2 separate regions of the Homo sapiens genome follow, and region 2 is linked to region 1. The links are chromatin loops, found by intact Hi-C in ENCODE. Cell type or tissue: endothelial cell of umbilical vein. All regions are shown on one strand.

Evidence for each region. A loop is a pair of places that touch in the nucleus more often than their neighbours do. Peaks named below come from ENCODE experiments on the same cell type or tissue, not always from the same donor. Only the 100,000 strongest peaks of a DNase experiment are listed, where the experiment ranks them.
Region 2: it touches region 1 in a loop (4-fold over the local background); 5 of 110 quality-filtered maps call a loop at or near these places.

What each region holds. Positions count from the first base shown.
Region 1 is chr6:49,605,864-49,608,363 of GRCh38, forward strand. It overlaps RHAG (Rh associated glycoprotein), which reads right to left. Exons shown (of 10, transcript NM_000324.3): 8 at 1,287-1,357; 9 at 985-1,058. Among named protein-coding and RNA genes, the nearest start is that of RHAG, 30 kb to the right of the region's middle. In endothelial cell of umbilical vein, a CTCF peak has its summit at 1,451 (motif pointing left); a DNase peak (open chromatin) is centred at 1,368.
Region 2 is chr6:49,548,964-49,551,463 of GRCh38, forward strand. It overlaps C6orf141 (chromosome 6 open reading frame 141), which reads left to right and starts at 1,705. Exons shown (of 1, transcript NM_001145652.2): 1 at 1,705-2,500. The coding sequence starts at 1,830. RefSeq lists a silencer at 1,690-1,749 and an enhancer at 2,420-2,489. In endothelial cell of umbilical vein, no CTCF peak of the experiment used is centred here; no DNase peak of the experiment used is centred here; H3K4me3 peaks cover 1,359 bases; H3K27ac peaks cover 611 bases; H3K27me3 peaks cover 313 bases.

The DNA.
Region 1 (2,500 bases):
TTTATTTCACTGTTCTTGTCAGAAATTAGTATTGAAACAAAAATATTTTTGGTAATTATTATTCAAGCTTGGAAAGAACTGGGAATAAAAATTGTTTGAGTTGAAGAAAAATAAAAGAATAAAACATTTATCTCACCCACCCTGACTACATTCCCGCTTTTCCAAACTCATTCTCTCTGAAATTTTGCTGAAAACACCCAAACATCTATCCCTCTCAAGCTTTGCGGGAAATAATTTGGGAAAAAGTATCAATAGAGTAAAGAGAAACTGGAGGATAGAAAGAGGCTGATGTTTCGTTATTCATAGGACCTCTTGATGTGTACTCACTCAAATTCTTCAACCTTATATATTTCACTTGCTTTTGACTACTTTTATGTATAGCATAGTTTAAAATTATGTTAAATTTCTTTTGTTTTTTGTTTTTAACCAAATAAACCTGTGGACTATATATGGTATAAAATCTCACACTATTTCTGAGAATTCATATTATTTTTACGAATAGCTTTTTATGGCTCTCAGAGGAGTGAAACAACATTTACTAACTAAATTCTTTTCTTTCTGTCTTTCTGTCTTTCTGTCTGTCTTTCTTTCTCTTTCCTTCTGCTTTAGAAAATACCATAACTTCTGATTTTATCTGGCTGGGCACATCATCTCAATTTCTTTCTATAAATAGGTAGTTCATTCAGTTTCTTTTCATTTATTTATTTTTCTTTTACACTTGACATCCCATTGAAAGAAAAATTTTAAATTTATTATTTATAATTTTTGTAGAGAGTTGCCCAGGCTGGACCCAAACTCCTGGCATCAAACAATCCTCCAGCCTCAGCCGCCCAACGTGCTGAGATTACATGTGTGAGCTACCTACCATGCCAGGCTAACTCAATTTCATCACACCTATGCACACAGATATCTAGGCTTGAAGTGTGTAAAGCTTTCACTAATGGAGTCATCGTTCACATTCTTGTTTAGAATACTGTACAGTACCTTCCAATAAACAGAATCATCATAGCAGTTCTGGTCAGATGGCTGTCCCCAGAGAGGCAACTTTAGAATTAAACCTGTGACGGTAGAGGGAAAATGAGTCATGTTGTGACGCTGAAGAGGAAAATCTACTTGCATAGTAGCTTATATACTATTATAAAATCATCCCCTTTAAATGACATAATTACTTTACTGCCAGAAGTTTAGAACATTTTTGAATTTAGCAATTGACTTGCTCATTAATTATCTATTGTAAATAATCTGAGAGCATAAGATACAGGGAAGTGTTCACTTTTTATGCTGACCTGTCATCAGACCTCCAACAACTGCTGTTCCGATAGAGGAACCCAGTGCAGCTGCCTGCATGGCCATAGACCTAAGGAAGCAAACAAAAAAGAATCAGTGTCTTTCCTGGATCTCAGCCAAAGAAAGTCTCACTCACTGAGGGTGTGGATGACTGCCATCTTCAGGCCAGAGTGTAACATTACACAGCAGCAAATTAAGCATTTGTTACAATTTTTCTTTCATATTCTTATTTTCTTTGAAACTCTTGAGCAGTGTTAGAAAATTCTGAGATACACCTTAAAGAAGAGAATCATCTTTTCATGTAAACTTTGGAAATAAGACTTTCCTTAGGGAGGGTTTAGCACTCTCAAAAAATTGATACCTGATCTGATTCATTTAATAAATATTGAGTATCCACTCTCTGTCAGTTTCTTTTCTAGGAACAGAGGATAGAGTAATACATAAAACAACATGAGCTACTAAAGCTAATTTCAGCATATATTGTAGAGATAGCTCATTGAAGATATTCAAGTATATCTCTATATGTCATCTTAGAAGTCATTGCCTTAAACTGAAATTAGTAAAAAATACTTTGTAATTTTGAGAATGAAAGAATGTGATAAAAGGCCATTGAAGTGCATAAAGGTGTTATATGAATGACAAATGACCTGGGAATGTGGGGATCTTCTTAGCACAGCAGCTTACTCATAGCAGACAATAAAGAGTTGTTGAAAGACTGAATGAGTGACTCCAATGAATAAAACAATTGGAAAATAAGAGTTTTTTTGGTCTTCCAGTCTCATCATCCAAGGGAAAGGATGCACTAAACTCAGATTCCTTTTTTTTTCTCCTTATCTGAAGGGTTTACATATTTTAATATATAAAAAAACTGCACAAGTAACATATCATTGTGAAAACATTAGAAACTGCAGATAACAAAAAGAAGCAGAAAAGTTTAATATCCCTCAGATTGTATCAGAATAAAAATGTAAAATAAAAACATGTATTTTTATTAAAATGCAATCTTACTATATTACTTATTTTCACATTAAATATGTTTTAGGGATCCGTTTATGTGAGTCAGTGTAGATCTGGACCATAGTTTGAATTGTGCAAAGTATTGGTTGCTTCCAGTGTTTCATATTTTTAAAAATGCTGTGAGAACATCTCCTCTGAACATGCTTATGAACTTGTCTGATTATTTTCCTAATATAAAACCTATCTAGAAATGAGA
Region 2 (2,500 bases), 57 kb before region 1:
TTTTACATATGGGCAGAATTTTTCACCATTGCACTCATTTTTCTAAATCAGGCAGGATTTAGATTTCTCTTTCTTTCCTTTCTTTTTTTTTCTTTTTCTTTTTTTTTTTGACAGATTCTTGCTCTAACACCCACACTAGAGAGCAGTGGTATGATCTTGGCTCACTGCAACCTCCCCCTCTCCCGTTCAAGCGATTTGGTGCCTCAGCATCCCAAGTAGCTGGGATTACTTACATGTGTGTACCACCATGCCTGACTAATTTTTGTACTTTTTGTAGAGACTGGGTTTCACCATGCTGACCAGGCTGGTCTCAAACTCCTGGCATCAAGTGATCCACCGGCCTCAGACTTCCAAAATGATGGGGCTACAGGTGTGAACCACCACACCCAGCCATCAGTGGGTTTTTTAATAAAACAAACAGCTAAGGATGAACTGGAAACCACAAACTGAGCTCTTTTTCTATGACCTAGCCTCCCCGGTTAACCTTAGGCAAAGAGTAGTGGTCAGCGGGCCTGCCTATGGGTAAATTCTAAAAGCCTCGCCAGAGACACTTAACTTTTTTTAACCCCTGTGGTTAAAGAGGACGGGTGGGTGCAGAGGGAATTTTATAAACGACACAAACACAAACAATTTTAAGTCCTGAAAAAATTCATTTGGATGTTTGTTTTGCTTCTGTTTTATAGCTTGTTTTAAATCAAAGACTACACCTTCCTGAGACAAGCGTTGATTACACACAAAATGAAGACTGGCCAGGGCCGTGGCTCAAGCCTGTAATCCCAGAATTTTGGGAGGCCCAGGTGGGTGTGTGGGTAGGGTGGGGGATCCTGGGTATCTCGTAAGCCCAGGAGTTCCAGACCAGCCTGGGCAATATAGGAGAGCCCCACCCCTACCATCTCTTAGAAAAATATAAATAAATAAATAAATAAATAAATAAATAAATAAATAAATAAAAGCCGGGCATGGGGGTGCGCGCCTGTAGTCCCGGCTACTTGACGGGCTGAGGTGGGAGCCTGGAAAGTCGAGGCTGCGCCACTGCACTCTATCCTGAGCTACAGAGCGAGACCATATCTAATGTGGGGGGGTGGGGTAAGAGGAAGGGGGAGCGGGGAGAGGGAGAGAGAAAGAGAGCGGGAAAAAAGAAGGAGGAGGAAGAGGAGGAGGAGGACACAGGTGTGACCATTGTCCTCCAGAGCTACAGATTCTGGCATTCTAAAGGAAGAAGGACAAAGAAACCAAAACCAGTTTCTCCAAGGCTTCAGCTTTTCAGTCTGACCATTTGATCTACATTCCATTATTTTGGCAGCATGGTGGGAGTGGATTCGGAATGGACAAAAACCCTTTTCAGAATTAGATCAGCTAATTAAAATGCACACAAACTTCTTTGTTCCTTCACCTCAAGGAGCGTCCTTGGAAAGCAAACATACTTCGGGGCATTTCAGTGGGGGCGCAGTGCGAGGGTGTCCTTTGCGCCTCAGCTCCGGAGAAAAACGAAAGGTGGGTGGGAAACTAGGATAGAGGTGAAAAGTAAGAGGGGACTGAATCAGCGAATGACAAAGGGAGCAGGGCTCCGGACAGGGGTAGGAGGAAGAAGAGGAGTGACTGGGGCTTGTGTCAAGCTTCTTCTGAATGGCTAGACAGCCGCCAGGTGGGAGAGGCGGAGGGTGAAGAGGCGGGTTCCGCACGCGGTTAGCCTGGGGCTGATCTAGTCTTCAGCTTTCACCGGCTGGGAGTCCGGAGCTGCAGCAGAGGCCACACCCAGGGCTTGGTGGTCCCGCGCTTTCCGGAGCTCAGCAGGCGCTTGCTGCTTGAACCGGTCAAAGAAGGAACGAATGAATGACCCTTTTGCCAGGATGGAGACCCGGGGGCCTCAGGGAGCTGCGAATCCCATGGACTCCTCCCGCAGCCTGGGGGACCTCGGGCCTTTTCCGCGGGAGGTAGGGCGCGGGGCTCCGCTAGCTCCGGGCGCCCGGAATCCCGCGACGGCAGGGGCGAGCCGAAGCCAGGGCGGCGGCCACGAGGACAGAACGGCAGATCGGGCCCTCGGACCTCGGGCCGGGGAGGAATTGGACCGTGAGTCCTGGGTCAGAGAGAAAGTGCTCTTTCTCCTGCACCCAGAGAGGTGGTTAGGGACTCGAGGGGACCCTGCACGGGAAGAGGTGGCCGGTGCAGAGGACCTTCCTCATGCGGGTGGAGAGGACCACGGCGAGGAGCCCAACTACCCTTCTGTCTTTCAACGACAAAAGCGAATTTCTGGCAGGCGTGTAGCCCCGCCGCGGGACGCAGCAGACCCACCCAAATACGTGCTTGTGCGGGTGGAGGATTATCAGGTAACACAAGAAGTGTTGCAGACCTCCTGGGCCAAGGGTCGCATGACCACGAGGACTGAGGAGCACTTCGTGACCGCGCTCACTTTTCGCAGCAGTAGAGAGGGACAGCCTGGGGAACGCTGGGGCCCTGCTGAATCCCGGGCTCTCCAGGCACGAACAGGGGCATCCCGCGT